Linked DNA regions of Homo sapiens: all the other regions are linked to region 2. Evidence: read pairs that join two places in POLR2A ChIA-PET (ENCODE). Cell type or tissue: OCI-LY7. All regions are shown on one strand. Links, peaks and the distances in the headings refer to the core of each region. The heading gives the core; the rest is flanking DNA. Region 1 overlaps SF3B3 (splicing factor 3b subunit 3). Region 2 overlaps ST3GAL2 (ST3 beta-galactoside alpha-2,3-sialyltransferase 2). Region 3 overlaps DDX19B (DEAD-box helicase 19B).

Evidence for each region. ChIA-PET counts read pairs that join two places held together with the same protein. Peaks named below come from ENCODE experiments on the same cell type or tissue, not always from the same donor. Only the 100,000 strongest peaks of a DNase experiment are listed, where the experiment ranks them.
Region 1: POLR2A ChIA-PET joins it to region 2 with 5 read pairs; 8 of 35 experiments call an interaction of 5 or more read pairs at or near these places.
Region 3: POLR2A ChIA-PET joins it to region 2 with 7 read pairs; 5 of 35 experiments call an interaction of 5 or more read pairs at or near these places.

The regions. Positions count from the first base shown.
Region 1 is chr16:70,537,112-70,545,185 of GRCh38, reverse strand. SF3B3 (splicing factor 3b subunit 3) reads right to left here. Exons shown (of 26, transcript NM_012426.5): 7 at 6,726-6,863; 8 at 5,979-6,082; 9 at 3,352-3,517; 10 at 653-748. SNORD111 (small nucleolar RNA, C/D box 111) reads right to left here and starts at 7,181; the gene lies at 7,088-7,181. In OCI-LY7, for the core only: no CTCF peak of the experiment used is centred there; no DNase peak of the experiment used is centred there.
Region 2 is chr16:70,393,608-70,401,343 of GRCh38, reverse strand. ST3GAL2 (ST3 beta-galactoside alpha-2,3-sialyltransferase 2) reads left to right here. Exons shown (of 7, transcript NM_006927.4): 2 at 1,811-3,152; 3 at 6,169-6,362. The coding sequence starts at 2,814. Among named protein-coding and RNA genes, the nearest start is that of ST3GAL2, 42 kb to the left of the region's middle. In OCI-LY7, for the core only: CTCF peaks have their summits at 5,588 and 5,788 (motif pointing left); a DNase peak (open chromatin) is centred at 5,793; H3K27ac peaks cover 422 bases.
Region 3 is chr16:70,311,359-70,319,432 of GRCh38, reverse strand. It overlaps DDX19B (DEAD-box helicase 19B), which reads right to left. Exons shown (of 12, transcript NM_007242.7): 2 at 6,776-6,824; 3 at 4,478-4,531; 4 at 3,329-3,464; 5 at 1,845-1,937. DDX19A-DT (DDX19A divergent transcript) reads left to right here. Exons shown (of 5, transcript NR_039997.1): 4 at 2,060-2,177; 5 at 3,291-3,793. Among named protein-coding and RNA genes, the nearest start is that of DDX19B, 16 kb to the right of the region's middle. In OCI-LY7, for the core only: no CTCF peak of the experiment used is centred there; no DNase peak of the experiment used is centred there.

The DNA of each region.
Region 1 (8,074 bases), core at 1,308-6,307, 150 kb before region 2:
GCTGAGGTGGGAGGATCACCTGATCCCAGGAAGGTCAAGGCTGCAGTGAGCCATGATGGAGCCACTGCACTCCAGCATGGGAGACAGAGTGGGACCCCATCTCAAAAATAAATGAATAAATAAATAAAAAGTATGCTATTTAGGAGTATATAGTAATAAGGAATAAATTTAATAAGATACAAAAATATATATAGCATTGATATAGTTGATTTAACTAAGACTAGATGTATACAGAGAGTGAAATGTTCCATATAGATTTCCTAGCCTCCATGTCATGACTAGTGACCATGTGGGCTATCATGCTAACAAGTTGAGGAATAGAAAAAAGCACAGGCTGGGCACAGTGGCTTACACCTGTAAGCAACACTTTGGGAGGCTGAGGCAGAATAATCACTTGAGCTCAAGAGGTCAAGGCTGCAGTGAGCCAAGATCATGTCATTGCACACCAGCCTGGGCAACACAGTGAGACCCTGTTTTGGAGACAAAAAGAAAGAAAATCTGAAGTATAAACTTCGGGGAAGTCAGGGAGAAAGAACATACTTTTTCACAGACACCTTAACTATGTCTTTGACAACATCAGAGTAAACCCATAAACTACTTTGTCAGTGCTTCCCTCCAAACCCTGCAGATTATCTAGAAATTGCAACCTTACCTCAAGTCCATGTCTTAGGACTCTCAGAGATGATCGGGGTCCCCTACCACAGGCCACATACAACTGTGGAGTATCTTCATTGGCCAGATCAGCTATCTGCACAGAGAAAAAGTTAGAGGAAAAAATGTCTCCAGTGCTGTTTTCAAACACAACTCTGATTCTCTAGTATCCCAGACATCCAGCTGCTTTCCAATACAATTATCTGCTGATCAATATGTGAAAAGAGGTGAATGATCTGTATTGTAGTTTTGACAAACTGGACAGTTCAAATGAAAATTCTTTACTCTCTCTGCAGAGCAATGGAGTCTACTGTAACACAGACGCACATGTGAGTACTGAGGGTATACAGCCATCACACCAGTCTCCTAAAAAAAATTAACACACCCATTTTAAGTGTATCATCTTATTATTTATAAAACCTCAGTAAAGCACATCTGTTTTCCACAACTTTAAAAAATATTTTGCTATTCTGATTCTATGCATATTTTCATATGCATTTAAAAATATCATTCATTAGCTGGGTATGGTGGCTTGTGTCTATAGTCCCAGCTACTGAGGAGGCGGAGGTGGGAAAATCGCTTCAGCCCAGGAGGCTGAGGCTACAGTGAGTCGTAACTGTGCCACTGCACTCTAGCCTGGGTAACAGAGTGAGACTCTTGTCTCAAAAAAAAATTAAAAAAAAAAACACAAAAAAACAGTAAAACATTATTCAGATCGGATCCAGATGCTTTGGCTAGCAAAAAGATCCATGGCAGAAAGAAATGTTAAGAAGCCCTGCTATACACACTTTAACTTCCCATTCATTTTATTTATTTTATTTTTTTTTAAGACAGAGTCTCACTCTGTCACCGAGGTTAGAGTACAGTGGCACTGTGTAAGCTCACTGCAACCTCCATCTCCTGGGTTCAAGCGATTCTCCTGCCTCGACCTCCCAAGTAGCTGGGATTACAAGCACCCACCACCATGCCCTGCTAGTTTTTTTATTTTTAGTAGAGACGGGGTTTCACCGTGTTGGCCAGGACAGTCTCAAATTCCTGACCTCAGGTCATCTACCCGCCTCGGCCTCCCAAAGTGCTGGGATTACAGGTGTAAGCCATCGTGACCGGCCTTTTTTTTTTCTTTTTTGAGACGGGGTTTCGCTCGTTACCCAGGCTGGAGTACAATGGTGTGATCTCAGCTCACCGCAACCTCTGCCTCCCAAGTTCAAGCGATTCTCTTGCCTCGGCCTCCTAAGTAGCTGCGATTACAGGCATGCGCCACCATGCCTGGCTAATTTTGTATTTCTTTTAGTAGAGACAGGGTTTCTCCATGTTGGTCAGGCTGGTCTCAAACTCCCAACCTCAGGTGATCTGCCCACCTCGGCCTCCCAAAGTGCTGGGATTACAAGCATGAGCCACCATGCCTGGCTAATTTTATTCTTGATGAATAAACTATTTACACACATTATTTATTCAAATTCCAATGAAGGTGAAAAAAATCACTAAAAATCAAATTAGAAATTAGTCACACTTGGCCGGGCGTGGTGGCTCACACCTATAATCCCAGCACTTTGGGAGACCAAGGCAGGCGGATCACGAGGTCAGAATATCGAGACCATCCTGGCTAGTTAACAGTGAAACCCTGTCTCTACTAAAAATACAAAAAATTAGCTGGGCATGGTGGCGGGCGCTTGTAGTCCCAGCTACTAGGGAGGCTAAGGCAGGAGAATGGCGTGAACCTGGGAGGCGGAACTTGCAGTGAGCCGAGATCACGCCACTGCACTCCAGCCTGGGCAACAGAGCGAGACTCCATCTCAAAAAAAAAAGAAAAAAAAAAGAAAAAAAAAGAAATTAGTCACATTTATTTTCTGTTGCCCTCAAGACTAATCGTTTCTCAGAAAGGAAGAACAAAGCAATTAATTTCAGATGGGTTTAATTAAACCTGTCTGAATGCTGACTTGTTTCCCCAGTACCCAGTGAACAAACTCCTCTCCCATCAGAAGTGTGATCAACTACACAGGTGGTCCCTAATGGTCACTCAAACCCTGACAATTGAGGATGCAGCAACATGATCAAATTCCTGGCTGTCACAACTGAGCACCAGCAATGAGAGACACAAACTCCATTCTGAGCCACTTCAGGTTCCTCCTTGAGAATGTGATTCAAAACTACCTGTTACCAACTGATCCCAATGTCTCAGAACTATTTTAAAGAGGAACTGTGGTAAAATTAAATAAATACAGCTATATGTAGACTGTTACATGACAAGAGGTCAACCACAGAATACTGTGGAGTATATGAATCCACTTATTTTAAAAAGAAAAAGATATAACACATAAACATATACATGATTGTAAATGCAGAGAAAACACCTAGAAGCAGTCACAAGAAGTTGTTAATACAAGCAATATGGCTCAATGGAGCGGACAGGTGAGAAGATTACGGGGAGGACTTTTACTTCTCACTTCTTGTATGGTCTGATTTTTTCCTCCCCTGCAAGCTGTACAGGAATATGATCTGCATTTTTACATTAAACGTGAGTTTTGTCATTATGGGAAAAAAAGCCCGAGGACTTATTAATGGTTTTTTGTGCTCAAACTTCTACCTCTAACTGCTTTACACACTGGCGAGTTCATGGAAATACTAATAAAGCTATTTCTTAGACTAGACCTCAGTTTAACTTTAGATCTATTGTGGAAGGGGCTGGAAAGGCCCACCAACCTGGCAAAACAGAATGGGAGAGAGGCTGTCCAACTCATCAACCAGCACAAGGTTTTTAAGTGGTCTTGGCTGAAAAAAGAATGTGTCTCCTTCTTCCAGAGGCATGGCTGATGAAAACTCAGGTTCTTCATCATCATCTCCAAGATGTGCAATTTGATATAAGTAACTGGGAAGAAGCAGAGGAGAGAAACTTTCGGTAACGAGTTCTCTGCCTGACGATAATGTCTGGCATCAACATAAAGCACAAGCTATTTGATTATATTAAGATACTATTGTTATTATTTTTAGGTGTTATCACTAAGTACGACAGCTAGGATTTGTTTCAAAACAATTCAGGGAAAAGATCTGGGAAGTGCAGTGAGTATTTTATTTATAGCACAAGCAACAAAGAAAATACAGATAAACTGGACTTTATCAAAATTTAAAACTTTTGTGCATCAAAGGAAGAAAGATGACAACCCACAAAATGAGAGAAAATATTTGCAAATCGTATTTCTGACAAGGGTCTAGTACCCAGAACACATAGAGAACTCAAAAATAAAAAGACAACTCTTAAAAAATGGGCAATGGGATTTGAATAGACATTTCTCCAAAGATACACAAATGGCCAATAAACACAAAAAGATGCTCAACATCACTCATCACCGGGGAAAGGCAAACCACAATGAGCTACCACTTCATACCACCACTGCATACTTAGCAGGATGGCTATAATCACAAACGTGGAAAACAAGTTGGCAAGGATGTGGAGAAACTGGAACCCTCATATACTGCTGTTGGGAATGTAAAATGGTGTGGCTGCTATGAGAAAGTTTGGTGGTTTCTCAAAAAGTTAAACACAGAATTACCATGACCCAGTAATTCCACTCCTACATATATACCCAAAAAAATTAAAAATGGGGAATCAAATAGGTATTAGCACAGCAACATCTACCACAGCATTGTTCCCAATAGTGAAAGGTAGAAACAATCCAAGTGTACATCAGCAGAATGGGTAAACAAAATGCAGTATGTACATACAATGAGTTATTCCGCCACAAAAAGGAACGAAGCTCTGATACAGGCTACCAAAACATGAATCTTTTTCTTTCTTTTTTTTTTTAAACATGAATTTTCTAAATATTATGCCAAGTAAAATGAGCTAGACACAAAGGGACAAATATCAGCCAGGCGCTATGGCTCAAGCCTGTAATCTCAGCACATTGGGAGACTGAGGCAGGTGGATTGCTTGGATTGCTTAAGTCCAGAAGTTTGAGACTTTACAAGAAATACATATATTAGCCAGGCATGCACCTTGCTAATAGTCCCAGCTACTTGGGAGGCTGAGATGGAAGGATCACCTTGAGCCTGGGAGGTCGAGGATGCAGTGAGCCGAGATTGCACCCCTGCACTCCAGCATCCTGGGAAACAGAGTAAGACTCTGTCTTAAACAAACAAACAACCAAAAAAAACCCCAAAAAGCTAAGAAGGCTCGGCTGGGCACGGTGGCACACGCCTGTAGTCCCAACACTTCGGGAAGGCCAAGGTGGATGGATCACTTGAGGTCAGGAGTTTGAGACCAGCTTGGCCAGCTGGTTTGAGACCAGCTCATTTTGTACTTTTAGTAGAGACAGGGTTTCTCCATGTTGGTCAGGCTGGTCTCGAACTCCCGACCTCAGGTGATCCGCCCGCCTCAACCTCCCAAAGTGCTTGGATTACAGGCGTGAGCCACCGCGCCTGGCCATTTCATCAAATAAATACTTATTGAAATATTTAAGTACTGCTGGGCGCAGTGGCTCACGCCTGTAATCCAACCACTTTGGGAGGTCGAGGCAGGCGATCACCTGAGGTCGGAAGTTCGAGACCAGCCTGACTAACATGGAGAAACCCTGTCTCTACTAAAAGTACAAAATGAGCTGGGCATAGTGACGCATGCCTGCAATCCCAGCAACTCAGGAGTCTGAGGCAGGAGAATTGCTTGAACCTGGGAGGCAGAGGTTGCGGTGAGCCGAGATCACACCATTGCACTCCAGTCTGGGCAACAAGGGCAAAACTCCACTTCAAAAAAAAAAAAAAATTTATTTGATGAAATATTCAGCAAAAAGCTCAGAAGAGACATCAAATCTAAAGATAGTTCTGGAGATACCTACAGAGGTACTGCCCGAAGCCACTAAAATAAAGGAAGGTAAGAAAAAGAAAGACTCTACAAGGATAGAACAAACTTCTTTTGAAAGAACTAACACATTCTTGTGAAAAGCTCCCTAAGCCTCAAAGCCGCACCTTCCTACTGCCAACTATTTTTTTTTTGAGAGAGAGTTTCGCTCTTGTTACCCAGGCTGGAGTGCAGTGGCGTGATCTCAGCTCACTGCAATCTCCACCTTCCAGATTCAAGTGATTCTCCTGCCTCAGCCTCCCCGGTAGCTGGGATTACAGGTGCCCGCCACCATGTCCAGCTAATTTTTGTATTTTAGGTAGAGATGGGGTTTCACCATGTTGGCCAGGCTGGTCTCCAACTCCTTACCTCAGGTGATTCACCCACCTCAGCCTCCCAAAGTGCTAGGATTATGGCCGTGAGCCACTGCACCCAGCTTCTGCTGCCAACTTTTATCCCAACCAGGGTGAACTAGGGTAACAGAAGGATTACTCACTGGTTTCCAAATTCTGATGCTACAAAAAGGAACCCTGTTTTAAGCACACACATGGCAGCAGCAACGGGTACAGTATCAAAATATTTGAGCCGGATCTCAGTAACCTGGTGAGAAAAGAAACATTCTGGTGTACAAACAAAGTGAAGTGAGCCCCGTATTATAAGACAGCACAGGCTGAGTAGCAAATAAAATACTGTATTTCATATCTGACCAGGGGTCAACAAACTCCGGCTCATGGGCCAGTCATGCCAATCATTACTGGCTGTGGCTGTCTTGTACTATAATGGCAGAGTTGAGTAATTGAGACGGAGACTACGTAGCTCACAAAAGCTGCAAGTATTTACTATGTGGCCTTTACAAAAAAATGTTTGCCAATTCCTGATCCAAACAGCTATCTAAGAAATTGCCCAACAACTCACAGAGCTCGTCCATAGGATAAAACAAGTAACAGATCATGTTTATTACCAGTTTTCAGCAGAAACAGAGACCTTTATCTTCTTCACACCAAAAATAATCACTATCTTCTTCACCTAAAAATAATCACTACAAGTGGCATTGCCGCTCTTATATTGTATGTAAGATTACTAGACCAAAAATCTGATAACCAGAGAGAAAATCTATACTCATATACCGGTTCCAAGGGCAACTACTTTCTAAGTTCTCATTTTTTTAACTTGTAAAGTATTACCTGTCTTGCCTATCTCATCTCATAGAGTAGCTATACTGGTCCATCCATGGTCTACTTACCATATCTTCATCTGTCTCCAAAGTGATCTTAAAGATATCTCCCTGCTCAGTTTGAGCCAAAAAGAAGAACATCGATTTGGTTTTATGGGTTGCAGAGCAGACAAAAATCATTCCTCTTTCAGGGTCATCCAGGTCATTCTAGCAAAGTCAAAAACACAATCAATGTCTTAGAAATGGGTACTTCTTAGTTCTGGAATTCAGCACTTTACCAATAGGGATTACAAATGACATTAAAGGCCTAAAGGCACAAGCTTTGATCCACAGTGTCCTGCCAGCCAGAGCACTGGAACCCCACAGCTCAAAATTCTAATATAAATATCTAATAAAATCTGGGTAACCAAAAGAGTCCCAATTCCACTCTACAGCCTGATCAGATTCATAAGGCAAAAACTGTGTCCAGAGAAAAATGTCAGAGAAGAGACATGAAATTTTTTAAAGAGTCATCATTTCAGGCTGTGAAACACTGCTCCATCCAAATTACCCTGTTCTACATCAAATGCCTGATTCCTAAAAGGCACCTCCTTAGGTATGACTTTGAATTTTTTTTCTTTTAAAGACAAGGTCTCACTATGTTGCCCAGACTGGTCTCTAACTCCTGGGCTCAAGGGATCCTCCCGCCTCAGCCTCTCAAGTAGCTGGGGATCAGAGGCACATCACTGCACCTGCCTTGCGTTTTTTAACGTTTCCAACAGTTTCTATTTCTCCCACCGAGTAAGCTCTGCTCTGCAAGAAGTTTTAGACTTTGTTATTGCAAAGCCAAATACAGTGCCTGGCACAGTTAGGTGCTCAATGTCTAATCAACTTAGTGACTTCCTATCCCTTAACAAGAAGAATTTAACTTGCCAAATTTCTTCTAAGGTTTTCTAAAATTGCTGGAATCTTACGTACTACATATTACATTAAATTAAATCCTAAAGTTCAACCCCAGAACAGATAAATATTTAACAGCAAATAAATAATCCAGGGGATTGAGGGGAGAGATGGCAGTAAATGATTCAAAGAATCCACACCAAAACCACCAGGTGAAAAGACGCCGGGGAAGAGGGATATTCACTAGTCTCAGGAAGAGGGATATTCATTAGTCTCAAAGATCACCATCAAATTCCATTATCAGTTACCAAAAAAGAAACAATACCGTTACAATGAAGACAATGGGCAGGCACCACCTTAACAAAGTGACCAATTTAATGTCTCAATCAGATAAACCAACATTATGTACACACAATGTGTGACATAGTGGAGAATATGTATCACTTATACATCACTCCCTATGTAGTAATTATATCAGAAATATTAAACTCAATATAATCATGAGGAAACAAACTATGGGACAGACTATAAGAGAATTA
Region 2 (7,736 bases), core at 2,737-7,736:
TAACAGGCAGTGCAGTTCCTTCGCGTGCCCCCTGCGTTGATCTAGAATCCCAAGGAGTTAATGACTTCCCTGATTGAGTTGCTTCCTTTGGAAGCCTCCTGTGCCAGCTCTGCCCAGCCCCCGCCTTCAGTGGCCACTGCGGGGCTGCCCAGCCAGAAACCAGGTCTCCCCAGGCAGGACCTCTCGCTCCCATCAGCTGCAAAGTCACTGTCTTCCAGGGCCACCTGCCTCATGACTGGCTCTCCTCAGGTCACAGGAAGCTGGGAGCGGGACCCTGAAAGAACTCGAGTTCTGTCCTTAGATGTTGGGCATGCAGCAGGCAAAGGGAGAATGAGAGGAGACAAGGACCTGGCTTCCCATCTACAGACTGTTCAGCCAAGGCCATGCCTAGAGTGGGATCTGCTAAATGGGCACAGCAGAACATTGGAAGAAGCACCTTTGAGCCAGTGCTGCTGGGGTCTCCGTGGATTAGAGCCAGGAGCCCTGATGAGGCCTGTGGGCGGGGCTTCACTTTCGACCCTGAGAAGCCAACTCCACATCTCCTTCCCTCTCACCCTTGAGCCGTGGGTAGTTCAGGGAGGCCACAGCCTTCTTTCTGTGCCATGGCCTATCCCAAAGTCACCTCCACTCACAACGTCGTGACCTTAGGTAAGTTCTTGTACTTTTGTGAACATCATTTCTCACCCAGAATAATGTCCTTACTGCAATATGCTCGTTCCATTCCCTGCTGGCTTTGTGGCCACAAATGGAGGGGCAGCTACGTTTCTTGAACACAGAGCCTGAGAGGCCTTGTATGCAGCTGCTGGAAGCAGCCAGGAGACCCCAAAAGTGGGCTGGAGACTTCAACAAGGACAGGGAACAGGGCTGCACTGAGAGGCCCAGGGGCTAGGTCAGCAGCACCGCTAGGCAGATTTGGAGGGGAGCTGGGGAGAGGCGAGGCAGCCAGCTTTGCAAGATTCCCACGGCACACAGCCAGTGCTCAGGGGTTCCCTTCTCAGCGTTCCTCTCACCTGGTGTGGCTCCCTCACGCTTGGCATGGATCTGAGCTCCTTTCCTTATGGCTGAGACCCAAACTGCCTACAAGTGGCCTTTTCTCCCTGTTCTTGCCTGCAAGGGCAGCATGGGGCCTCAGGCTGTCAGTGCTACCAGGGACGCTGGCATTCACTTTGTCCATAATGTACAGATGGATGTAGACAACTGCCCTCAGGGCTGTCCGGGGGCAGGACCAAGCCCAGCAACCACACCTCCTGACACAGCCAGGTTCTCCCCCAACGGCGGAGCTGACAGGACTGTTCATGGTTCATTGAGTGGACCCAGCAATACCTCATCGATAATCCACAGTCGAGAGAAGAGGGGCGGTCAGAGACCGGCCAGCCCTCCCTTCTGATTGGGAGAGGCCTCTGCAGGCACTGACAGGCTCCAGAGAGTGCTGTGGGGGGCAGTCAGTGTCCATAGTCCCCTGGAATCTTCTCTGGGCTGTTTTCTCTGACTTTTCACCTGAAATTAACTGTACATAGCTGGGCTAGGAACTCTCTAAATCTGAAAGCATGTGGCTTAGGGAAAATCACTTGACTCGTTTACCTTCTGGCTAAGAAGTGAAGACTCTGGGCTAATCTAGTCCTCCAGGCCCTGGAGTCCCACACAGTGATGCTATCTGTGCAGCTAGAGGGCAGAGCCCTTGGTCATGTCCACCCTCTGATTAAGTGGGCATCTCCTCTCCTGCTAGCTTTGGGGCTTGGGGTGGGGCTGGGACAAAGCCTGGTGCCCGTGTGATTCATCCGCACATTATTTCTCCTCTCTGCCATTCTAGGGTCGTGCTGCGGCAGCCTGGCGCCCGACATGTGAAGGGGAACCTGCCAGGGGATTACTGTGAGCTCACAGCAGGATAGGCTGGCCCCGGGGGAGTGGGGATGGGCAGAACCTGGGCCAGGAGTATTAGGAAGGAGACCTGGACCCTGGTAGGGAGCTCAGCACAAGCTCGCCTGACCCAGATGGTATTGGACACAGTGCCCCGCTGAACAGCAGCTGTTCCCAGCGCCAGAGGACCCCACAGCCACAGTAGGAGCTTTGCGACCCCTACGCAACTGCAGCTGGGGCTGGGGCCACCAGGAGAAGGGACCAGCACCTCAGATGGGAAGCAGAAGGGCAAGACCTACTGCGGAAAGGATCTCGATCTCTGCAGCGGAGTTTTCCCACACTCACAGAGCTTCCTGTTTTTGTCCTCTCAGGGTTGGGGTCTGGCTCCCCTCCTCTGGCAGAGGTTTTGGGCCAGGAGGTGGGACAACACTTGCATGGAACCCAAGTCCCCTGAAGCCCCTGTGCTCTCTGTTGTGATTGGAGTTCTAGGGCTTCCCCGCTGCCGGGAACGAGGGGCCGCCTCATTGTCTGCTCATGAACCACAAGGACCCCGACTGCTCCAGACTGGATTATTTCAAGCCGCCAAAGAGGGGGACCCCTAGAGCTGGCAGCCAGCAATCCCAAGGGACTAGAGGGCTGCAATGGACTGACCTCCCCCTCACCAGGGTGGCAGGAGAGGCAGAGCCTCTGTGGCCTAGCTAGTGACGGAGAGACCCGATGAAGCCCTAAGCAGGGGCCCCGCCTGACTCAGGGACAGGACAGCCACTCCTGCCAACGTGTGTTCTCCCTACATGAGGGAGGGCGTGGCAAGGGACCCCTGCCACTGTCCCCTGCTGCAGCACGTGCCCCTATGCCCTTTGCATGTGGTGCCAGAATAGGCAGGCTACGCCGTGGCTGGCCCCTCAGCGGGCTGGGAAAAGAGTGGCCACGGTGACCGTCACCCGCCTGCCGGCACCATGAAGTGCTCCCTGCGGGTGTGGTTCCTCTCCGTGGCCTTCCTGCTGGTGTTCATCATGTCCCTGCTCTTCACCTACTCGCACCACAGCATGGCCACGCTCCCCTACCTGGACTCAGGGGCCCTGGATGGGACGCACCGGGTGAAGCTGGTGCCCGGCTATGCCGGCCTGCAGCGCCTCAGCAAGGAGAGGCTCTCGGGCAAGAGCTGTGCCTGTCGCCGCTGCATGGGCGATGCCGGTGCCTCCGACTGGTTTGACAGCCACTTTGACGGTAACATTTCCCCCGTCTGGACCCGAGAGAACATGGATCTTCCACCGGACGTCCAGAGGTGGTGGATGGTAAGAGCTGCTGCTCCCTTCCAGGGATCTGTCCCCCAGTTTTAGAGCCACTCAGAGCCCCCTCTTGGATTTCTGGCCCCCAGAGCCTTGACAAAATGCCTGTTTGACCAAGCCATTTATAGGATCACAGATTACTGAAGGGCAGAGCAAGCACTGACCTGATGGAGGGGGCTAGTATTTTCTAGTGCCTGTAGGACCCGAGCATAGGCCAGAAATGCCTCCTGGACCAGGCAGGCAGCAGGGACACAGGGAGCAGGTGGCAGTGAGGAGTACAGCCATGGGGGGCCTGCCCCAGAGGAAGGAGGCAGCCGCCCCTCGGCCCCAGCAGTTGTTGCTGCACAAGGCTGGATCTGGGTTTTTTGTTTTTTTTTTAAGAAAACCTAGAAATCCAGATTTTAAAACTAAATATCCTAATTTATGAACATTGGCTCAAAATAATTGTTTTTTATTTGTTTGTTTGTTTTTTGAGATGGAGTCTCATTCTGTCGCCCAGGCTGGAGTGCAGTGGCACAGTGATGGCTCACTGTAACTTCTGCCTCCCAGGTTCAAGTGATTCTCCTGCCTCAGCCTCCCAAGTAGCTGGAATTATAGGCATGCACCACCCCTCTCAGCTAATTTTTTTGTATTTTTAGTACAGACGGGGTTTCACCATGTTGGCCAGGCTGATCTCAAACTCCTGACCTCAGATGATCTGCCCGCCTCAGCTTCCCAAAGTGCTGGGATTACAGGCGTGAGCCACCATGCCCAGCCAAAATAATTGTAAATACCATGAGAACAGAGCCCCTTTCTTGGTTCTTTACAACTGCTAGAAGACTTTTTACTGGGCTGGGATAAGAAAGCCTTGTAGGGAAGGCCGGTCATGGTGGCTCACGCCTGTAATCTCAGCACTTTGAGAGCACAGGGCGGACGGATCATGAGGTCAGGAGTTCGAGACCAGCCTGACCAACGTGGTGAAACCCCGTCTCTACTAAAAATGAAAAAAAATTAGCCAGGCATGGTGGTGCGTGCCTGTAATCCCAGCTACTCAGGAGGCTGAGGCAGGAGAATCGCTTGAACCTGGGAGGCGGAGGTTGCAGTGAGCCGAGATTGCACCATTGCACTCCAGCTGGGCAACAAAGTGAGACTCCGTCTCAAAAAAAAAAAAAAAAGAAAGAAAAGAAAGCCGTGCAGGGACTACTTAATCTATTTTATGAAATAATGTGTTGTCTGATTCTAGAGTTAAAAAAAAACAAGCAATGAAAAGAACCCTCAGGGGCTAAGGGAGGTGAAGGGGTGGGGCTGGGGGGGTCCTCCCTGTCTTTCCAGTCATCACTTTTCTGCTACTTTTAATTCCTTCTACCTTGCCCCAAGGCTCTGGAGTGTCACTCCCCAGGCTCTGCAGGCCATCTGGTTGCCACACATGTCATGGGTGGAGCCATGTCAGCACTGAGTCCCTGCAGGCTCCCAAGCTGCAAGGGATGAGCTCATGTGATCAGGCTTATCAGAATGATGTCACAGAACCTGCCTTCCAGCCTAGACTGTCAAGAGTGCCCGAGGACCAGGGTCTGCAGAGCTGGGGCCACTAGGAGCCCCGTGGGCTCTTACTGTGACAGCTTTTTTTTGATACAGGTTCTCACTGTCTTTGCAGTGGCACAGTCTTGGCTCACTGCATCCTTGATCCCCAAGGCTCGAGCGATCCTCCCACCTCAGCTTCAGAGTAGCTGGGACTACAGGCACGTGCCACCACGCCTGGCTAATTTTTATATAGGAATTCTCATCTTGGAGCCAAGCTCCCTCTACAGATCAATCTCCCATCCCCTGAGCAGGCCCTGCTCACCCACAAACCCATCAAGTTATGGCTCCATCCACATAATGTTTTATTTTATTTTTATGTGGGTTTTTTTTTTTTTTTTTGAGTAAAAATAATTCCAGCACTTTGAGTAAAAGTAATTTACTTTTGAGTAAAAGTAATCCCACCACCTTGGGAGGCCAAGGCGGTAGATCACCTGAGGTTGGGAGTTCGAGACCAGCCTGACCAACATGAAGAAACCCCATATCTACTAAAAATACAAAATTAGTAGGGTATGGTGAAGCATGCCTGTAATTGCAGCTACTCGGGAGGCTGAGGCAGGAGAATCCCTTGAACCCGGGAGGCGGAGGTTGCGGTGAGCCAAGATCGCGCCATTGCACTCCAGCCTGGGCGACAAGAGTGAAACTCTATCTCAAAAAAAAAAAAAAAAGAGTATTTCATTTTTCTTGTTTCATATGAAATCCTTATTTTCAGTGTGTCTTGAAAAATGGGAAACTTTGGCCCTTCTGGGCTCATGATCCCACGTGGCAGCAATTGGCTGAAGTTGCCTCTCTTTGCCGGGGCTCAGATCTGTTGGCTGTGGACCTTACCTGCCATGTCACTCCTGTGTGGCACTTGCTGGGCCTGTAAGCATCTGGTTGGTGCTGCCTCGTTTCATGGTCTTTGACCATTAGTTGGTTGGTACAGGTCTCGCTGGTAGGAGGGGACACCAGTTTTATTCCAGCCATTCTGGCTCTGAAAGAATTTATCAGCCTCTCTGCCCTTCCCTGGGGCTCAGGGAGTGGCTGGACTGTCACCCTGGACGTGGCTTCTGCAACCCCAGTCCTCAGCCTGAGTGCCAGGGGCGCCCCCTGTAGGCTGACCAGGAAGGATCCCCTGAAGGAGGCTGCTCTGCTCCGTGGCCCAGGCCTGCAGGTTCCCAGAGAATGTGTGAAAGGCACCTTGATCCCTGAGCCCCTTCTAGTGCATCAGAGCTAACTGTGACTAGCAGGGCACCCAATCTCTGGACATTGAGACTCACTCACAACCGGGGACTTTGCTGTTGTTGAGAGAGGGAGAGACCCTCACTGCCCAGAGGAAAGAACCCCTGTTCCCTGGCAGAGCCCTGGATAAAGAGGCCTGTGCCCAGACACAGGATAGTGAGGGCAGAGGAGGGGAGGCCGGGGCCCCTCCTTCTTCACACACCTCTCCCCTTCCTCGTTTCCCATCTTCCCCTCCCTTCCACAGATGCTGCAGCCCCAGTTCAAGTCACACAACACCAATGAGGTGCTGGAGAAGCTGTTCCAGATAGTGCCTGGCGAGAACCCCTACCGCTTCCGGGACCCCCACCAGTGCCGGCGCTGTGCCGTGGTGGGGAACTCGGGCAACCTGCGGGGCTCTGGCTATGGGCAGGACGTGGACGGGCACAACTTCATCATGAGGTGAGCCCCTGTGGAGCCCAAGGGTGGGCTCAGGATGGGCCTCCGGGAAGGGGACTGCCCTCCTCTGCCTTGTCTGGCAGGGTGCATGCTGCCAGCTACCGGTGTGCTGTGGGGCCCTGCCTCCCAGAGTCTTTCACAGCAGGCTTGGAGCTCTCTCCTTTACCTGTTTGGGGTGGATGGGGAGACAGAATCCCAAATCTAAGCTTTGCTTGAGGCCTGCACTCTGTTTCCAAGGCTCTGAATTCCTCTGGAAAGAGCTGACATTAGATTCCTGGCTGATTGTTTGGTGAAAAATCCCATCAGAGGCAGGGCATGGTGGTTCACACCTGTAATTCCAGCGCTTTGAGAGGCTGAGGTGGGAGGATCGCTTGAGCCCAGGAGTTAGAGACCAGCCTAGGTAACATGGCGAAACCCTGTGTCTACAAAAAATTTTTAAAGATTAGCTGGGCATTGTGGCGTGTCTGTATTTCCAGCTACTGGGGTGGCTGAGGCAGGAGGATTGCTTGAACCCAGGAGTTTGAGGCTACAGTGAGCTATGATTGCACCAGTTCACTCCAGCCTGGGCAATAGACTGAGACCCTGTCTCAAAAACAAAAATTCCCATCAGAAGCCGGCCCTGTCCTCCTCATCCCCTCAGCAGCTGGGCAAGGAGTGAGGGCCCCAAGCCCAGCTAGCATCCTGCTTCATAGCAGCAGGTGATTCTCGCTGGCAGATGCATAGAAGGCAGATGTTGTGGGTGCTGAAAGGAGCTGTTCGGTATTTGCTCTAGGGCTCATTCATTCCCAAGACCTCTATGCCCAGCCGTGAGGAAGGGAGAAGAGTTGGGAGGGCGTTCAGTCTTGACCGAGACTCTGCAATGAAGGCCTGGGCGTGAACAGGGAATAGGGGGCAGGCTCACGACCTGAACGTGGGCTGCTTGCTCTGCTCCAGAGCCTGCGTTTTCTGACATCCCCCCTTGACTTGGCTGGGGACAAGAAATGCCTCCTACCCGACTCCTTGGTAGAGGAAGAGCCTGAAGAACAGAGCTCCTGCCAATGCCCAGTTTTCACGCATCTCTTAGGATGAGCATTGCAGTTAAGACCAGGTTTCCCAGGAGGCAGAAGGAAGGGCTTTGTCTTAGAAACTGTTGCTGTCTCCATAGCAACACGAAGGCAGCAATATGTCTCGGAGGCATTCAGCATTCCATGTAAGACCTTCCTCATGTTGGGAAATGGTGCAAGTGGGAGGGTGAGCAGGTTGGAGTGGACCCTGTCCAGGACCCCGGAGCCACCTGAGGGTATCCATATCCTCCAACTGCTGATACCCCAATGGGAGGGAGATGGGATGGGAGCTGGTCTTAGAGGGGCCTCTCCCCTCCCCAGACACCATGGCCAG
Region 3 (8,074 bases), core at 1,560-6,559, 81 kb after region 2:
TTATTAGAAATGTTGACACTCAGTCCCCACTTAGACCTACTAAATTCAGACCCTGCATTTTAATAAATGTCTATGAGATTTGTATGCCTATGAAAGTGGGAGATGCCCTGCACCAGGAAACCACCTTAGTAACTGTATTATTCAGGTCTCCTAGAGCTGTTTGGCTTCTATTATATTTGACACAATAGCTTTTATATATCAATACAATGAAATCATGGTGCATATACGATATAAACTTATATTTACCAACATAGGAAGATGATCATATAATTAAAAAACACAGCATGTAAAACATTATTTATATGTCACCTTTTTTTGTTTGTTTGTTTGAGATGGAGTCTCGCTCTGTTGCCCAGGCTGGAGTGCAGTGGCGTGATCTCGGCTCACTGCAAGCTCCGCCTCCCAGGTTCATGCCATTCTCCTGCCTCAGCCTCCCATGTAGCTGGGACCACAGGCGCCCACCACCACGCCCAGCTAATTTTTTGTATTTTTAGTAGAGATGGGGTTTCACCGTGTTAGCCAGGATGGTCTCGATCTCCGGAGCTTGTGATCCACCTGGCTAGGCCTCCCAAAGTGCTGGGATTACAGGCATGAGCCACTGCTCCCGGCCATATGTCAACTTTTTTTTTTTTTTTTGAGATGGAGTTTTGCTTTTGTTGCCCAGGCTGGAGTGCAATGGCATGATCTCAGCTCACTGTAACCCCTGCCTCCCAGGTTCAACCGATTCTCCTGCCTCAGCCTCCCAAGTAGCTGGGTTTACAGGCGCCTGCCACCACACCAGCTAATTTTTTTTTTGTATTTTTAGTAGAGACAGGGTTTAGCCATGTTGGTCAGCCTGGTCTCAAACTCCTGACGTCAGGTGATCCACCTGCCTCGGCCTCCCAAAGTGCTGGGATTATAGGCATGAGCCACCACCCCGGTCATATATGTCAACTTTTTTAAAAGTTATATGTTTACATAGAGAAAAGTCTAGAAGTCTCCACTCCAAAATGTTAATAATGTGGGGAGAGGGAGATTACAGATGATTTTTTTTCTTTTCTTTTTTTTTTTTGCATTTTTGAGATGGAGTCTCACTCTGTTGCCCAGGCTGGAGTGCACTGGTGTGATCTCAGCTCCCTGTAGCCTCCACCTCCGGGGTTCAAGCGATTCTCGTGCCTCAGCTTCCCGAGTAGCTGGGACTACAGGAGCACACCATGACACCTGGCTAACTTTTGTATTTTTTTAGTAGAGTCGGGTTTCATCATGTTGGCCAGGCTGGTCTCGAACACTTGACCTCAAGAGATCCTCCTGCCTTGGCCTCCCAAAGTGTTGGGATTACAGGCATGAGCCACTGCACCTGGCCCCCTTGACTTTTTTTTTTTTTTTTTTGAGACAAAGTCTCGCTCTGTCACCCAGGCTGGAGTGCAGTGACATGATCTCGGCTCACTGCAACCTCTGCCTCCCGGGTTCAAGCAAATCTTGTGCCTCAGCCTCCTCTTTTTCTCTTTCGAGACAGGGTCTTTCTTTGTTGCCCAGAATGGAGTACAATGGTATGATCATGGTTCACTGCAACCTCAAACTCCTGGGCTCAAGTGATCCTCCTGCCTCAGCCTCCTGAGTAGCTGGGACTACAGCTGCATGCCACCATGCCTGGCCAAGTTTATAACGTTTTTTTTTTTGTTGAGACAGGGTCTTGCTACATCGCCCAGGCTGGTCTTGAACTCCTGGCCTGAAACGATCCTCCTGCCTTGCCTCTCAGGTTGCTGGGATTATAGGCATAAGCCACCTTGCTGGCCTGTGAAAATAATAATAGTTTTCAAAAATAGAAAATCTAAAATGAAATGGAGTTGTAATAGGACACATACGGCTCAGCAAGCATCAGTGGCAATGCGTTCTCTTGTATCTTGGATGGACGATTGAAACCCATGGCATAGACTCCTTGGAGAAGCTGTGGTTTCCTAGAAAAACAGTTAAAGATGAAAGTCACAGTCTCTTTGGTTGAGGAAAGCAGCAAAATATCTGGAGGATTTTTCTCTTTTACTGTTTACACATAGTTTTTTGTTTGTTTGTTTTTGAGCAGAGTCTCGATCTATTGCCCAGGCTGCAGTGCAAAGGTGCAGTCTCGGCTCACTGCAACATCCACCTTCCGGGTTCAAGCAATTCTCGTGCCTCAGCCTCGCGAATAGCTGGGATTACAGGTACATGGCACCATGCCCCGCTAATTTTTTTTTTTTTTTTTTTTTTTTGAGACAGAGTCTCGCTCTGTCACCCAGGCTGGAGTGCAGTGGCGCGATCTCGGCTCACTGCAACCTCCGTCTCCCAGGTTCACGCCATTCTCCTACCTCAACCTCCTGAGTACCTGGTACTACAGGCACCCGCCAACATGCCCTGCTAATTTTTTTTGTATTTTTAGTAGAGATGGGGTTTCACCATGTTAGCCAGGATGATCTCAATCTCTGGACCTCGTGATCTACCTGCCTCAGCCTCCCAAAGTCCTGGGATTACAGGCGTGAGCCACCGTGCCTGGACTAATTTTTGTATTTTCAGTAGAGACAGGGTTTCACCATGTTGGCCACGCTGGTCTTGAACTCCTGACCTCAAGTGGTCTGCCGGCCTTAGCCTCTCAAAGTGCTGGGATTACAGGCATGAGCCACTATGCCTGGCCTACACATAGTTTGTAATCAACAATAATTGAGCTGTGGTGAACTGAATACATGTTAGTACAGCTAAAGCTTTTATCCATCATCTGGAAATTTTACTAAATATCCCAAAGCATCTACAGTATTTATGTATATTTTTTAGATGGAGTCTGGTCTCGCTATGTTGCCCAGGCTGGTCTGCAACTCCTGGCCTCAAGTGATCCTCTCACCTTGGCCTCCAAAAGTGCTGGGATTACAGGTGTGCACTACGGCACCCAGCTAAATTCTTTTATAAAACTTGGTTAGCAGCTGGGTGCGGTGGCTCATGCCTGTAATCTCAGCGCTTTGGGAGGCCGAGGCAAGTGGATCATGAGTTCAGGAGATCAAGATCAGCCTGGCCAACATAGTGAAACCCCATCTCTACTACAAATACAAAAAGTAGCCAGGCGTGGTGGTGTGCACCTGTAATCTCAGCTACTTGGGAGGCTGAGGCAGGAGAATCACTCGAACCCAGGAGGCGGAGGTTGCAGTGAGCCGAGATCGCGCTACTGCACTCCAGCCTGGGCAACAGAGTGAGACTCTGTCTCGAAAAAAAAAAAAAAACTTGGTTAGCTAAAACTGCTCTGTTGTGGTCAAAAGATATCTATAACAGACCTAGGATCTCTATTTCAGTGCAAAGGGGAAGAGTCAGAAGGTGAATAAATACTCACAGCCGAAGCTCTTCAAAAGACTTCACCGAGTACAGAGGGGAGTTTGGATCCCGCTGCAGGACTTCCACTTGGTTTGTGTTATCAACAAGGTTGCTTCTGATCAGCTTGTTGAGTAAGGACTGGGCAGCTCTGTCCTCTGTCAGGAAAAAGAAAGCAAAGAATTTTAAAAAGTCCTTGAAACCTACCAGGCGTTTACTCTAATTCAACTGCCATTTGTATTTTAAATAATAATGTACTGAACATTCAAATTCAAGGTACGTCATAGTTTTGACTTATAAATTAAAATAGTTTTATTAAAGAAAAAAGTTATGATACATCACCCATTTAGGCCTCATATTCTTTTCCAGACTCTATTCTAACAGCCCTCTTTTCCTGCAGTTATCTATTCCTCCTATCCAGACCCACATATTTACTCCCCAATTTGTACTATATATAAACCTAAAGTAATTAATGTAGCAATCACAACAATAAAAAAAAAAACAGGAATTAACAAAGTCTGTACCTTAATATTGGACAAGTTGGTCTCGTCATCCATGTCAAATGTGTCAAAATAACATTAAGCTTAATTTTACTGGACAATAGAGATGCAACTGAAAATTTTTTATAATGCCCTATTCAACTGTTCAGTTGTTAAATGTAAAATTTCTCTAAACGTAAACCATTAGAACTCCTTCACCTACTGACTATTTATATTGAACTTTTTTTTTTTTTTTTTTTTGAGACAGAGTCTCGCTCTTTCGCCCAGGCTAGAGTGCAGTGGCTCGATCTCGGCTCATGGCAAGCTCTGCTTCCCGGGTTCATGCCATTCTTCTGCCTCAGCATCCCAAGTAGCTGGGACTACAGGCGTCTGCCACCATGCCCGGCTAATTTTTTTTTTTTTTTTTGTATTTTTAGTGGAGACGGGTTTTCACCGTGTTAGCCAGGATGGTCTCGATCTCCTGACCTCGTGATCTGCCCACCTCGGCCTCCCAAAGTGCTGGGATTACAGGTGTAAGCCACCGTGCCCGGCCCCTATATTGAACCTTTATGCTAGCACTGTATCGCCTATTAAAGTCAAGCCAAACTGGGTATAAAAATGAAGCCTCATAACAATCCACTTTCTTAGAATGTAGAAGCTTGTTATTATATAAAGCTCCACGGCTGTGTTACCTTTCTCTTCTTCATCTGTCTTCTCTGCATTGGCATTGGTCTTGACAACAGCACCTTTATAGACACAAAGTGGCCATCATTCAAAATCGCATCCCATACCCAACAGTTGAGACAATTCAAATTCTATGACACTAGAAGTTTTTGTAAAGGCCTGGGGAGCAAAAAATAAATGAGGAAACCGAGCCGCTGATAAAAACATTTTATTGTCCCTAAATAAACAAAGGTGTAAAACACTGTTGCTCACATATATATATATATAGATAGATATTTATTTTATTATTTATTTATTTTTGAGATGGAGTCTCGCTCTGTCGCCCAGGCTGGAGTGCAGTGGTGCGATCTCAACTCACTACAAGCTCTGCCTCCCAGGTTCACGCCATTCTCTTGCCTCAGCCTCCCGAGTAGCTGGGATTACAGGCACCCGCCACCACGCCCAGCTAATTTTTTTTGTATTTTTAGTAGAGACAGGGTTTCACCATGTTAGCCAGGCTGGTCTTGATCTCTTGACCTCGTGATCCGCCTGCCTTGGCCTCCCAAAGTGCTGGGATTACAGGCGTGAGCTACCGCGCCCGGCCTCTGTTGCTCATATTCTTTCCTATTCTAGGTCTCCTCTCCGTACCTCAAAACCTGTTATTTCCCTCATTGAATCAATACTTCTTAAATATTATAGAAAGATTAGAGCAATTAGTGATCAGAAACCACCTTGATGCTCAACAGAGGAATATCTATGCAAATCGTATTTTATCAATAGGTGAACACAATAATGCCATTAAAATTCATGTATATAACAAATGAGCAGTAAGACCAACAAAAAAAATTCATGCATATAAATTTTTTTTTTCTTTTTTTGAGATGCAGTCTCACTCTTACCCAGCCTGGAGTGCAGTGGTGCGATCTCAGCTCACTGCAACCTCTGCCTCCCAGGTTCAAGAGATTCCACTGTTTCAGTATCCTGAGTAGCTGGGATTACAGGGGTGCACCACCACACCTGGCAAATGTTTGTATTTTTAGTAGAGATGGGGTTTCACCATGTTAGTCAGGCTGGTTTCAAACTCCTGACCTCAGGTTATCCGCCAGCCTTGGCTTCCCAAAGTGCTGGGATTACAGGTGTGAGCCACCACACCCGGCCTATAAATTGATTAATATAAATTTATAGTCGAATGATACTGTGGTTATATAAAATCATACAAAAAAGATTTAAGTGAATTTTGAGAAAGGCAAATGTTACATTTCCTTCCTGTAATATTAAGTACATCAACAATAATTTAATGGAAATCTTAACTTTGGATAAATATGATTTCAGAATAATTAGGATAGGTAAACTGTCAGATTGCTCATACTTTGTCTATCTCATCCCAAATTGAGAACATTAAGAAAAAAATTAGTCTTTGTCAATGTAGTCCGATGGTTAGTAATTAGTCCCACTTAAGTAGCCTCATTCTTTGTTCCCCCCACACCCTTGCTATCAGTGTGCAATCCTCATTCTTGTATTAAAAACACTTTGAAACCAGGTGTAATATCTCACTCCTGTAATCCCAGCACTTTGGGAGGCTGAGGCGGGAGGACTGCTTGAGCCTAGGAGTTAGAAACCAACCTGGGCAACACAGGGAGTCCTCATCTCTATAAAAAAACAAAAATACCTGGGCACAGTGGCTCACACCTATAATCCCAGCACTTTGGGAGGCCAAGGCCGGTGGATCATGAGGTCAGGAGATTGAGACCATCCTGGCTAACACAGTGAAACCCCATCTCTACTAAAAATACAAAACATTAGCCAGGCGTGGTGGCAGGTGCCTGTAGTCCCAGCTACCCGGGAGGCTGAGGCAGGAGAATGGTGTGAAGCCGGGAGGTGGAGCTTACAGTGAGCCGAGATCGAGCCACTGCACTCCAGCCTGGGCAACAGAGCGAGACTCTGTCTCAAAAAAATAAAAAATAAAAAATAAAAATTAGTTGGGCGTAGTGGGTTGTGCCTGTAGTCCCAGCTACTCAGGAGGCTGAGGTGGAGGATCACTTGAGTCTGGGAGGTTGAGGCTCCAGTGAACCATGATTGAACCACTGCACTCCAGCCTGGGCAACAGAGCAAGACCCTGTCTCTTAAAAAGTAAACAGAAACAAAAAAATAAATAAAAACACTTTGGTCATACAATCCAGTTTGTTGATTTACAAATCAAATGGTACCAGTATCTGCCAATGCCCTGCCTGGTACAAATACAAATTTTTTTCCAGACAGTTGTTATGCCAAAACAAAAATACTGAAGGAAATCACATTTGTTTTCAAACTAGCTATTAGTTACTTACCATTGGTATCTGGTTTGATTTTCTCTTCCTTAAGATGCAAGTTGCTCAACTAAATGGAGAATATGGGGGAGGGGGAAAGTGTCAGGAAAAGCACTTAAAAAGATTTGGAATCAACAGAGCCTCCCTAATGAAGCTGGGGATAAAATAGCCATTCTCAAGGTATATTCATTAGGACCAATTCATTGGGTTGTTCCGTTTACTAAATGTCTGATGAGAATAAACAAAATTTCCCGTAAATACATCGGTGGAAAAAAATGCTCCAAATCTGTACCTTCTACTTAAAATTCTGTGAGAGAATTGTAATTTGTGAGTTTGCTTAATGCCCTGATTATAAACTTTCTCTCTTTGTAGAATATCATTAGAGTTGTCATTCTCTCATATTTCTTTTGTGTGTGGGGGGGAATCGCTGCATTCCAAATCATATTTCAAACAAGAGGAAATTTAAAGAGATTTTGAAAAATGCAGTCATACTTTGGAGAACACTGGGAAGGGAGGACTGTGATGAAAAGCATCTGTAAAGCCAGGTGCGGTGGCTCGCGCCTGTAATCCCAACACTTTGGGAGGCTCAGGCAGGCAGATCACGAGGTCAAGAGATCGAGACCATCCTGGCCAACATGGTGAAACCCCGTCTCTACCAAAAATACAAAAATTAGCTGGGCGTGGCGGTGCATGCCTGTAGTGCCAGCTACTTGGGAGGCTGAGGCAGGAGAATCGCTTGAACCCAGGAGGCGGAGGTTGCAGTGAGCCAAGATCACGCCACTACACCCCAGCCTGGCAACAGAGTGAAACTCCGTCTCACAAAAAAAAAAAGAAAAGAAAAGAAAAGAAAAGCATCTGTGGGTAGGAATCAGTCATACTGCAGGATACGTTAGAGCCGTAAGACCACAGTATGCTGATGTGCAGCCTCACATTCAAGTCACCTTTTGCTGGTGTCTGATACTGTAGTTGGGAACAGCCTGAAGCATTGTGGCACACTGTGTAATTAAAATACCCACTGGGCTGAAGTGGAAATAGAAAGGAAAGAGACATTTCAAAGAATAATTACTAAGACTTTGATCAAATACTGTATATTAGGGATATCCTAGCAGGTCTTATCTCCTCTATTAGAATGCAAATACCTTCCTGACAGGGCCTATTTCGTTTTCTACTGCTCCTTGAGGAGCAGGGCTACCCCACAGGAAATGTGCCCAGAGTAGCATATTTCTATTTTTGGCCTTTGGATGTAGTACAGAGCAAAGTAAGTGCTCTAGTCGTAAATTTTTTGTTTGTTTGTTTTTTGAGACAGAGTCTTGCTCTGTC